3 separate regions of the Homo sapiens genome follow, and regions 2 and 3 are each linked to region 1. A link is a contact called in ENCODE Hi-C or POLR2A ChIA-PET data. All regions are on one chromosome and are shown on one strand. The core of a region is the stretch at or near the end of the contact, and the rest is flanking DNA. Distances in the headings are between cores, read along the strand shown. Region 1 holds the start of PPIE (peptidylprolyl isomerase E). Region 2 has its middle 20 kb from the start of MFSD2A. Region 3 overlaps BMP8A (bone morphogenetic protein 8a).

Region 1 (3,823 bases), core at 820-3,319:
AAAATGCTGAACTAACTAGAAAGACCAAGCACAATAATGTTTATCATAGAACTCAGAGACTAGAAGGCCCTTAGAAAGCCAACATAACCTTATCATTTTGCAAATAAAGATTTCCCAGGCCCAGAGAGTTTAAAGACTTTGCTAACAATCATATGCAAGGTTGATGATAAAACTAGGCCTAAAACTATAATCTTAAAAATGACAACAAAGGTAAACAGAAAACTGAACTGTGGTTGTGATACCAATCGATGGGAAACCCACCCAGGGGTGCAGAGGCCAAGAACCCCCGCCCTCACCCACCCCCATTATGGGGCTAGGCTTTCCCGCTGCCTCATTTAATAGCACAGCTGCAAGAAGGTGCAGGTGGGATGGGGTACCCATCAGGTAGATTAAAACAACATTCAAATCTCAATGTAGTTCAAACCTATCTCCCTACTGGTCTATTGAAAAATCTGTCTTATCTCAACCCAACAGCTGAAGACTCTGGAAAGTATTCAGAGTTCACAACCACATGGCCTCAGAACATTCCTTCTCCATCGAGATCACTGTCACCAGACACCTTCCTGAACTTACCTGTAGTGTATACTAACCATATTTAGAATGCATATTTAGAATTGTGATGTGACTTTAATTTTTTAAGGTATTTTCCTAGTAAGAGGATTCTGAACGTGAGAGACACTAACTCACCTGTTTCATAATCCAGAGGAATCTGAATATCTGTGATGTCTCCAAAAGGAATGAACGCAGCATGAAGAACTTTGTCGTCCACTTCCTCTGCCAGTCCACCTGCAAATAAGCCAAGGGCCTTCTGAGCCACTGATCTCCATACTCTTGCAGAAGTCCTTGCAGCCCAGTTAGCATGCTAGCCAGGGGACAGGACCCTTCCATTCAGTTCTTTGGGTAAACAAACATCCCCCTCTCATCTCTGCCCACCCATACTTATGAAAAATATTCCTCTCTTCGCCCTTCTTTCAGACTCTCATCTAGTCCTGGGATTACTGCAATAGCTTCACAACTGACCTCCCTGCCTCCATTCCATCAACTCCACAAAGCCAACTAGAATGATCTTAGGAAAATGCAAATTTGAACCCGTAACTTTTCGCTTACACTCCTTCAAAGGCTTCCCACTGTCCTCAGGATAAAGTGCAAACTCCTTAGCAGTACCCACCTCTCCAGCTTTTTTGCTTTGCTTCCTAATTTCCTGGGTCTCCCGAATAATGACCCACTTGCCCCCAAGTGTCAGGCTATTTCACACCTTTGCGACTCCCTTGCAGTGAACGGCCTTGCCTCTGCTTCGGTTACGTAGCTAACTCCTGCTCATCAGCTCTGGCATCGCCGCATCCAGAATTTGCCCTCGCTTCTCCAGATGGATGGGTCATTTGTCCCGCAGCCAGGCCCATATTATCATGATCCATCCTCACTACAGCGCTTATCAAAAGTGTGCTACTGAGGTAATTCCACTTTTTTTCTGGCTAGTCTGGGAACTCCTTCCTTTATGGCAGGGGCTGGGGCTGAGCCGTCGCTGCACTGAATGTTTGTAAAACAAATGAACGAGAGGATCCGAAGGGCCATAATACTCCTTTACCGCTCCTCGGGGCCCGCTGGAGCTCAGCGGGCTAGGAAGTCAGAATAATCATTCCGTCTCGGGTTCACGCACCTGAGGTGTGTGGCAAGGCTGTTCACTGCAAGGGAGTCGCAAAAGCAGAGGCCCAAAGGTGTGAAATAACCTGAACCTTGGGGGCAAGTGGGTCATTTTTCGGGAGACCCAGCGAATCGGGAAGCAAAGCAAAGAAGCTGGAGAAGTGCGTACTGCTAAGAAGTCTGCACTTTTTCCTGAGGACAGTGGGAAACCTTGGAAGGAGTTTAAGCACAGCCAGAGCTATCGCCAGCACTACCGCCAGAGACCCGGCCTTGACAGCAGCTCGCCGTCCTCCTGGTTCAGAGATGCGTCCCACCCCACGCCCCGACCCTTGGGGGTCGCGTTCACTCAGACTCCGCCTAGCAACCCCTCCTGCTCACCCACGTACAAGACGCGCTTGGTGGTGGCCATCTTGCTCGCGCGCTTTTCCGCCGGAAGCCAGCACTCGACCCGTCCTCTTCCCCACTGTCCCGCCCCGCCCCCAACGCTTAGCTCTTAGACCCCGCCCACCCTCGCGTTGGTCCAACCGGCATCCCGCTACCCGGATGCACTGGGCGCCTTGTGAGGTGCGCAGTGGTAAACCAAGGGACGTGGTCCTCGCGCTTCCCAGTGCGCACCGTGTTGGGGGAGGGAAACCTTGGCCGAATCAACCCGATTATTATGGGCAAACGATAAACTCTGGTGCTTGGCCATCCTGCGCGTCTGTTTTTGGACAACCTGGGAGCTAAGAATGAATTTTACCTTTTGAAATAGTTGGAAAAAATAAAAAAACTATATTTTCTTGGCCGGGCGTGGTGGCTCATGCCTGTAGCCCCAGCACTTTGGGAGGCTGAGGCGGGCGGATCACCTGAGGTCAGGAGTTCGAGAGCAGCCTGGCCAACATGGTGAAACCCCGTCTCTACTAAAAATGCAAAAATTAGCCAGGCGTGGTAGCGGGCGCCTGTAATCGCAGCTACTCAGGAGGCTGAGGCTGGAGAATCGCTTGAACCCAGGTAGCGGAGGTTGCAGTGAGCAGAGATCGCGCCGTTGCACTCCAGCCAGGGTGACGAGAGCGACACACCATCTCACAAAATATATATGTATATTTTCTTAGCACATGAAAATTATGTGAAATTAAAATTTCAGTGTCCGTAAAGAAAGCTTTATGGGGACACAGCCACGCTCATTCCTTTAAGTATGACTGTGGCTGCTTTCCTACTACAAGGGCAGAAGAGCTATAGCCTGCAAAGCCTACAATAATATTTACAATCTGGCTCTTCAGAAAGAACGTTTGTCTACTCGTGTTAGGTTTTGAAAAGAAGGCAAGGGTTAAAGAAAGACACACACACACACACACACACACACAGAAAGAGGGCGGCTCGACAGCAAACGCAGGCTTTATGTCCAGCATAATAACCTACAGAAGTGGGGAACCAGCCTAATGCCAGTGCCCACCACTGCTTACAGACTGGGCAATTTATAGGTATGGGCGGTAGGGGTCTGGGCAGTATGGGTTGCTGCCTAGCAGGATATTGATATAAAGATGTTCTCATGATGAGGCGGTTTGGCCCTTGTTCCAGTGGGATGTCATCATGGTGTCCCTTGGACCTTTGCCCAGGAAGATATGAGAGGGATGTTTCTTTAGTTGGGCCTTTGTCTGCCTTGTGGTCGGGTGGTTAGGCAGGATGTTTCTCACAGCCCAAACCCCTGTGAAATGTTTCACTTTGACCAAGGTCTGCAGAATAGCAGGGAGCTTACAAAATGGTGCAGTTTAGAGTAACATCTTGGACTAAACCCACTAATATATAAATTACAGGTTGACATAGTGGTAGGAAATAATGGGACCATCTATTTTATATGGAGCAGGGGGTTAAGACCTTCCTGAGGTGACATTTAAGCTGAATTCTGAAGGAAAAGGAGCCAGAGAGAGGAGGAGGCAGCTTCCGCACACTCAAGGAACTAAAAGACCAGAGCCTGGGATGGTGGGGTGGAGGGCATATCAGGTGGGAAAGGTAGGCAGAGGGCCACATCATGAGGGTGCTGTAAGCCTTCTGGAAGATTTGGGAGCTTTGAGAAGCTGCTGAAGTTACAACAGGAGAGTTACATGCTCACATCATTTTAGACAGTGCTCTGACACTAGGCCCAGGATGGGTTGATTGGAACCCAGGAGACCAGGAAGTTAATGTAGTAGACTAAGGAAGAGTT
Region 2 (4,124 bases), core at 1,548-4,047, 200 kb before region 1:
CCAGCCTGGCTTGGGCTTTGGGTTCTAGGCTCTAGGTTTTGGTATGAGCATTAGGATGGGTTTTGAGCTCAGGGCTCTGGATCTAGGCTCTGGGCTGGGCTGGGCTGGGCTGGGTTCTAGACCTTAAGCAGTAAGCTATGGTCTCTGTCCTCTAAACTCCAGGCTCTAAGCTTATGATGGGAAGTGGGGGTTGGGGGAGAGGGTCACAGAAGGGAGAGTGGTAACTTCCTGAGCCTGTCCCTTCTCTCCACTCCTCTTCCTCAAAACTTTCAGCCTTGCCCCCTCCCTCTAGGAGAGATGGTCAAAGTGAAAGTGGTAGTAGACTTCCTCAAGCTGCGTAAGGACTCCCCTGGCCACCAGGAAAAAGCGGTAGGTAAAGCATAGGGCAGGTGGCACAAGAGTGTATCCTGAGGTGGCCAGAAGCCATCCTGCTTATCAAGGATGTTTCTGCAGAGCAGAGAGCAGTAAGGAAGCCTAAGCGCAGGCCCACAGCCTGGCTCCACGAGGGAAGGCAGGGTGGGTAGGCAGCAACCAGGGCCCGGGACTGAGTCTGAGGAGCTCCCCCCATCACTGTCCTACCTCATTCTCAGAGACTTTGCCCCACCCTCCATTCCAGCCAGGAATTAGACTTGAAGCTCTCAGTCCCCAGAACAGTCTCTCCAGGGCTCTCCTAAGCCTCTTCTGGAGCCCTGCCTCTTATCCTGATCGCCTTGTCCTTTACAGAAAACTGCACCCCTTTTGTTCCCCGTCAGGGTCCCCTTCCTCCCACCTCTGCCTGAGCCTCCCACCCAGCAGGATTCATCCGCAGCTGTACTGCTGGTCACGCTCGCCTGTCAAGGAAGTTTCCTTAACATAGACTTCCACAGGAGACGGCCAGGAGTGGGCTACACCCCCTTTATTTGCCCACCCCCTGACTTGCCCCTCTAGCGCCACAAACTCAAGGCCCATGTGCATGCAAGACTTCCCGAAGAGGCAGGAATTCTTGTAGGAAAATACAACTAGAAGAAATAATTTAAAATTGCACATATCACATAACTGCCCAAGGAAAAAACAACCAAAACCTGTTATAGTTTTTCACAGCGTCCCTCATGGGTACACTTGGTTCCTAACTTTGTTCTCTCATCTCAGATCCTCCCTCTCCACACCCACAAAAAGACTACCTTTTCAGTTCTCCACTGGGCAAAATATCCACCAGACTCTGTGCAGGAAACCTCACCTAGTAAGCCACATGCAATAGGATCAAAAGGATAAGAAACACTTAGTAGGAGTATTTCTTCTTCCCATGAGTCTAGAATAGTATCAAAGAAGGAGGATGGAAGGGTGCAGAAAATAGGTTTCAGCCAAACAGTCTAGGGTAGGCTTGGCAATTTTGATCCTCGTGGTCCTGTTCCTTTAATGTCTTTCTACCAATGAGAAGTGATGAGCTATGCCTCCTCCTCATTGTTCAGACTTGGCCTTTTAGAGCAAGTGAGGATGACCGTAGGGTGCTTAAATGCAGATCCAATATACAGACACATACACCCTTACAAAAGACAAGTGTTTATTCTCAGCAAAGATGCAGTCTAAATCCATCCTGAGGAAGAGAAACATTTTCCTAAGAGCCCTATAGTCTGATCCCTGCCTGCAGTGGGGCTAACACTCAAATTATTTTTCAGGGTGATGTCAGATGCTCTGGGTGCATTGTCCTGCTTCCAGGCTGTGCCTCCACCTATCCTGTGCAAAAAATGGGCCTAGTAAAGAGCATCAACCCACAGTGGCCCTCCCTGGATACATAATGTCCTTGTAAGAGCTTTGAAATGTACTTTCTTTACCTTAGACCAGATGAAAATCATGGGGGAGGGGGCTGAAATTCTTCCACCCCTAAGCAGAACAATCCAGAAGTGTTAGCTATTGGTTTTTCTCTTTTTTTTTTTTTTTTTGAGACAGAGTTTCATTCTTTTTGCCCAAGCTGGAATGCAATGGCGCAATCTCGGCTCACTGCAACCTCCACCTCCTGGGTTCAAGTGATTCTCCTGCCTCAGCCTCCCGAGTAGCTGGGATTACAAGTGCACACCATCATGCTCGTCTAATTTTTTGTATTTTTAGTAGAGATGAGGTTTCACCATGTTAGCCAGGCTGGTCTCGAACTCCTGACCTCAGGTGATCTGCTCGCCTCGGCCTCCCAAAGTGCTGGGATTACAGGCGTGAGCCATCACGCCCGACCGCTATTGGATTTTCTAAGTACCTCCTCATTCTTTCCATCTCCACTCCAGTCTCCCACTCTGACCACCACATCCTCCCTTACAGCTCTGTTGGTCTCTCCTAGGAAAGCCTCAGGGGTGTGAACCTCTAGTCATGCTCAGTTCTTGACATGTCTCACGTTGATTCATTCTGTCTCCCTGACCAGGCTGCAGCTTCTGGGTTCAGGAACTGGGCCAGGATCCCTTCATTCAGGCAGGCACTTACTGAGCCCTGACTCTGTGTCAGAGTCCTCGAGGAGTTCAGAGTCTGAGGGAGAAACCAACAGGTAAATAAATCATTGCAGTAAGAGTGTGATAAAAATTATGATAGAAGAAAACAGAGGAAAAATATGGGCAAAGTTGCCACATTGCACAACTCTGGGGGTCCGTATGACTCGTCTCCTCTGGGGTTGTGCAATGAGCCCTGGTCATGCGCAAGACCAGAGGAGGAGTCTCATCCAGTGTGGGAGGTCCAGGCAAGCGCCTCAAGGAGACCAGGCGTTAGCTGAGGCTCAAAGGGCAAGTTTGCCAGGCAGATGGGGAGTGAAGGGCAATCCAGGCAGAACAAACCACATGTGCAAAGCCACAGCGGGATGAGGAAACATGTTAAATGTTGGGAAATATCAGGAAATACATTTTGGCTGACGTACTGGGTACATGTGGGAGAATGCCTAGAGCTTGCTTGTTAAATGAATTAATGACTATAATAATAAAAATCATAATCACCAACATTTGTTAACCACTCTGTCTATGCCAGGCACCGTGCTAAGTGGTGTACATGCATTTGTTCATTCTAACTTCACAACAACCCCGTGAGGTAGGTTCTTTATTACCCTCCTCTCTGCAGATAAGGAAGCAGAGGCTCAGAGAAATTAATCAACTTGCTTAAGGTCACAGAACTAGTGAACTGCAGAGCCAGGTTGGAAACCTGGATCTCCTGATTCTAGAACACTGGGCCCTTGACCACTACTTCCCTCAATACTAGTGTCCTTGACTTTGGGCAGTCGTGGCTTCAGTGCAGACCGAGGAAGAGACCAGAAGTCACATCAGGCCCCCTTTAAGCTTCTCCAGCAGCAGGGCTCTCTGTGGGTATTGGCATTGACAAGGGTCAACTCCACTGAGACCTGGAGCAGGAAAAGGGGAAAATGGGGAGGGGGCCTCATGAGCTAATTCTCTCTGCATATATGAAAAGCCTCTGGGATTCCCAGAGCTCTCCAGAAGGAATTTGAGGGAGGCAGGGTCCTGCAGAGCCAGAAAAACACTATTTGGTGAAATTGGGTGTTTTTTGTTTTTTGTTTTTGAGACGGAGTCTTGCTCCGTCCCCCAGGCTGGAGTGCAGTGGCATGATCTCAGCTCACTGCAACCTCCGCCTCCCGGGTTCAAACGATTCTCCTGCCTCAGCATCCCAAGTAGCTGGGACTACAGGCACGTGCCACCACGCCCAGCTAATTTTTGTATTTTTAGTAGAGATGGGGTTTCACCATGTTGGTCAGGCTGATCTTGAACTCCTGACTTCAAGTGATCCGCCCGCCTCGGCCTTCCAAAGTGCTGGGATTACAGGCATGAGCCACCATGCCTGGCCTGAAATTGTTTTTTATCCTGGGCATGATGTAGCCTGGTCACACCCTGAAAAATGTCAAATTCTCTTCTGTTCACTCACACCTGCATTCCTTCTCATGTCACCTGTTTTTTTTTTTGTTGTTGTTGTAGTTGTTTTTGTTTTTTATTGAGACAGTGTCTTGCTCTGTTGCCCAGGCTGGAGTGCTGTGGTGCAATCACAGCTTAATGCAACCTTCGCCTCCTGGGCTCAAGCGATTCTCCCATCTCAGCCTCCTGAGTAGCTGGGACTACAGGTACCCACCACCATGCCCAGCTAATTTTTGGATACTATTTTTGGTAAAGACG
Region 3 (4,059 bases), core at 1,298-3,797, 210 kb after region 1:
ACCAAATGGCCCCAGACTCCCTGTCAGTGGCTACTTGTTGCAGCCAGTGGGCCTGAGCTGACCACCCTTATTTATGCTCCTGATGTGCAGCCTTGAATGCATCCTGGGCTGTGGGAGGCAACCAGGCCAGAAGATGACCTTGATAGCTGAGCACTGACCCTTCATCAGCTGTGTGTCCTTACGACCTCCTCCCTTTCTGAGGCCTTCTGTATGTGATGTCATTTGGTGGGTGGCTAAAGTTGCTAGAAGTCTGGCCACCAGGAAGGCCACGACTGTCACACTTTGTGCTTTGCTGCATAAAAAGGGAGTCTCATCATGATCCTCAGGCCTGCTGTGCACACCTGATGGGCATAGCAGCGTTTGCGTCTTGAAAACATTCATTTCACAAACTCCTAGCACACCCAAACCATGCCAGGTTACACACTGGGCACTGAAGAGACCACACATTTGTCAGTTTCCGAAACTCTACTGCCCAGTATTGGAAGAAGAGAGCTGTTAAATCAGGTCCTGCAATGGCAGATAGGCCCCAAGTCCTATGGCAGCAGGGGGCTCAGGCCATGTCTCAAGCTCTGGGAGAAGGTCATGGGGGCAGATGGGTTCTCTGGGTTGGAAGAGCCTTTGGAATTAAAGAGTCCTATGTCCTCATGTTGCAGATGAGAAACTGAAGCGTGAATAAGAAAGGGGACTTGTCCTGACACCAAGTCAGTGGCTGAGTTGGAACCAGAATACCTGTCTCCTAACACTCAGGCCATTGCCTCTTCCAATCTCTGCTAGCTGAGCTTGAAGCCTTAGACTAGTGGGGAACTCACCATCTTCCAGACAGCCTGGGCCCACCCTTTATGTACATGAGAGGGTCTCTTCCTCTGCGCTTGCACATGGAGGCCCTCCCTGGTCCAGGTGGAGGGGCTGCTGTCCCGCAGTGTGGCCCCAGCCTCCACCCCTGCTGCTGGACCAGCTCTCCCCAGGCCCCTCCCTGGGGGTGCAGCACGTGAACTCCAGAGAGGCGCATCCTTGGGCCCATGGGGAGGTGGAACCACTCTGCCAGGCTGTGCCTGTGGATGGGGCGGGCCCAGGATCTGCTTTTAATGACACGGTTTGGGCAGCTGGACTCTGTCTGTTCCAGCAGGTAAATTACAGGCTTAGCAAGTCAGAAATCAAATAAACACTCCAACTCCCAGTGGCTGTTCCAAGGAGAACAGCGGTTTCCGGGAACAGTGGAGGCCGAGACAAACCTCCCCACCCAACTCAGCCTAATTACTGCCTGTCACTCCCTGGGACAGGGACCTTTTCTTTGACTCACAGACCCAAGACACAGGACAGCGCTGGTGGGCACCCAGGGTGACGCCAATTTTGGTGGCCAGCTTGTTCATAACTCCTAGACACAAGCAAACACTGGCAGTCCCCACCCTTGCCCCATGCCTGGCCGGAGACTGCCAGTCACCCTGCTTTGGATGGAATGGATTGCTCTGCAGTGGGGCAGGAGGGGGAACTGAGGTCTTATTGACAATGCCTGGTGGTGGCTGTCTGCAGTTCTGTGCTGAGGCCTGGAGGCCCTGTCCTGGTTCAGTGGGAAAGGTACGTAGGTTGATTACTGACATGAGCCATGGGCAAGGGGAGCAGGCTGCGGGGGCATTTGCTCTGTGCCAGCCTACACTACATGTTGGAGCTGCTGGTCTTGCCTCTGTCTCAGTGCTGAGCCCCAAATGGGTCAGCATGGTAGAGATGGTGGAGGGAACTGGAAGCCCCCAGGATTCTTTGCTCCTGTGGGAGTCATACCTCTTTCCCAGGCAGGAGAAGGGGCAGGCCCAGGGCAAGGGAATACACATGACATAAAATATCCCCAGTGGCCAGGCACGGTGGCTCATGCCTGTCATCCCAACACTTTGGGAGGCCGGGCGGGTGGATCACCTGAGGTCAGGAGTTCAAGACCAGCCTGGCCGATATGGTGAAACCCCGTCTCTACTAAAAATACAAGAATGAGCTGGGCGTGGTGGTGGGCCCCTGTAATCCCAGCTACTCAGGAGGCTGAGGCACGAGAATTGCTTGAACCTGGGAGGCAGAGGTTGCAGTGAGCCAGGATTGCACCACTGCACTCCAGCCTGGGTGACAGAGTGAGACTCTATCTGGAAAAAAAAAAAAAAAATCCCCAGTGGCTTCGTGGGGATGTCCAGCTTATTCTTTTTCTAATATGCTAACTGCACCCTGGACCAAATGAGAAGAATCCCAGAACACACTGTGCTGAGAACATAAGCGTGTCCAATTTTGCCCAGAAATGGCCAGTGTTGTACCTGGGAAGAGGCAGAGCCCTTCTCCTCACACCTAAACCCTCTGGTGAATGGAGAAAAGCTCGGGTCAGCCAACCTCAGACCATCCGGGGCCAGCCACAGTCTGACAGGTCCTAAGATAGGACTTCTGTGCTGACTCCAGACAGTGCAGTCAGCACAGGCTCTGAGGCTGCTGTGTGCCTTAGGCCACCAAAGTGTCGGGCAGAGTGACAGCCACAAACCCCAGGGGAGGGGCACAGAGGTACCGAGAAAGGACCAGAAGCCTGACAGGAAGTAGGCACCGAGAGTGAGGGCCCCTGACACTCCTGCTTGAGCTGTGACAGCATTTAAGGGTTTTCTGCCTCTGCAGGGCCCGATCCAGATGAGAAGGGTGGCTGCAGTAGGGCTGGGCGGGCTGACTCAGTGGCAGCCGCAGGCCTTGACCACCATGTTGCGGTGCTTGCGCAGGATGACGTTGTTGCTGCTGTCATAGTAGAGCACAGAGGTGGCGCTCAGCTTGGTGGGTGCACAGCACGCCTTGGGGACTGCGTTTGGCTTCATCAGGTGCACCTGGCCAGGAAGGGAGCACAGGCAGGGGCATGAGGCCAGTGGCCTCCTCTGAGGACCCACCTAGCCCCGCCCCAGCTCCACCTGCTCCCTGCCCTGGCCATCTCCAAGCCACATGGGAGCAGCACAATAATAAGAATTATTAACAGGAATAAGAGCAGCCCTGAGAGCTCTGGGAGCGGGAGCTGTGGTGGCCCACAGTGCCCAGGGAGGGATACATGGCAGCCCCAGGGTGTGGGGCAGGTGGGCAGGGCACTAATGAGGGGCCTCGAGTCCCAGGCCAAGGGCTCAGACTTCCTCCTGGGGATAATGGGAAGGAGAACCTCATGGCCAGGTTTGTGCCCTTAGTGAGGTCCCCAAGGGGGAACCTGGAAGGACCACTGTCTTCTTATAGCCCTTCAGACCCCCCCAGAGGCTCTGCCTCCCCACACCCTGGCCTCCCTCCCCAGGCTCTGGGAGGCCAGGCCTCGCCCCCTCTCCTGTGCTGCTCCTTCTCCCAGAGGACTGCATCCGCCCTCAGCACTTCAAGGCCCTGCATGTGCCCGCACCTCTCCACTCCCCTGGCTCAGCTTGGACCTCTCTTCTGAACTCCAGACTTGCGGATCCTGCTCCCCTTCCCACTTCTGCACTTGGGGGTCTAATGAGGCCTCAGTGGAACATAGAATTCCTCCCGCCCTGACATCATAGCTCCCGCCTGGGAGGCCTCCTGGATGACTCCTTTCGCCTCCTCCCTTCCCTGAGAGCAGCCCCTGGCTCAACCTCCACCTCCGTGCTGCCTCGGACCACCTGCCCAGTCGAGCTGCCATCACCTGCCAGGTGACCACAGCAGCCCTCACTCATCCCCTGCTCCTCTGCCTTCCACTCCCGCGACCATCAGCCTCCCCAAGCCAGAAAGGTCCTTCTGGAGGGTGACGCAGACCAGGACACTGCTTTGCTGAAGACCTCTGACAGCCTCTGGGGTTGCTTGGAATAAAATCCACCCTCCTTCCCAGGGAACCCCAGGCCCTACGGGAGCTGGCCTGGCTCACCCCGGCATCACCTCCCTCCACTCTCCTCCCCTTCACTGCACCCAGCCCCTCTCCTCCCTGCTGGCCCTGAACTTAGGGCCAGCCTGCTCCTGTCTTAGGGCCTTGCACTTGCTCCTTCTGGAACATTCCTCCTCCAGCTGCTGACGTGCCCCTCCTTGTGTGGAGAGGCTGGGCCCAGTCTCACTCCACTGACGGCACGG

Evidence for each region. Hi-C counts contacts between places; a loop is a spot of excess contacts on that map. ChIA-PET counts read pairs that join two places held with the same protein, here RNA polymerase II (POLR2A). Pooled maps may share reads with other maps.
Region 2: a loop to region 1 is called in a map of endothelial cell of hepatic sinusoid, with 4 times the contacts of the local background. The contact joins the enhancer-like site here to the promoter of PPIE in region 1. A Hi-C loop is called at or near these places in 1 of 168 maps with a recorded cell type or tissue (endothelial cell of hepatic sinusoid). POLR2A ChIA-PET finds 5 or more read pairs at or near these places in 1 of 52 experiments (WTC11).
Region 3: a pooled map shows a loop between it and region 1 (2.4-fold over the local background). The contact joins the enhancer-like site here to the promoter of PPIE in region 1. A Hi-C loop is called at or near these places in 7 of 50 pooled maps. POLR2A ChIA-PET finds 5 or more read pairs at or near these places in 2 of 52 experiments (B cell and H1).

Annotation. Positions count from the first base shown.
Region 1 is chr1:39,737,128-39,740,950 of GRCh38, reverse strand. PPIE (peptidylprolyl isomerase E) reads right to left here and starts at 2,069. Exons shown (of 10, transcript NM_006112.4): 1 at 2,020-2,069; 2 at 688-786. The coding sequence starts at 2,050. RefSeq lists an enhancer at 1,812-2,021.
Region 2 is chr1:39,933,069-39,937,192 of GRCh38, reverse strand. No RefSeq gene overlaps it. Among named protein-coding and RNA genes, the nearest start is that of MFSD2A, 20 kb to the left of the region's middle. Within about 2 kb of position 2,797, at least 13 of the 41 ENCODE cell types and tissues checked have a DNase peak (open chromatin) inside an H3K27ac peak, as active enhancers do.
Region 3 is chr1:39,524,424-39,528,482 of GRCh38, reverse strand. It overlaps BMP8A (bone morphogenetic protein 8a), which reads right to left. Exons shown (of 7, transcript NM_181809.4): 7 at 1-2,834. The coding sequence ends at 2,685. It also overlaps the pseudogene PPIEL. Among named protein-coding and RNA genes, the nearest start is that of BMP8A, 35 kb to the right of the region's middle. Within about 2 kb of position 2,547, at least 4 of the 41 ENCODE cell types and tissues checked have a DNase peak (open chromatin) inside an H3K27ac peak, as active enhancers do; they include B cell, where a contact is called at or near this core.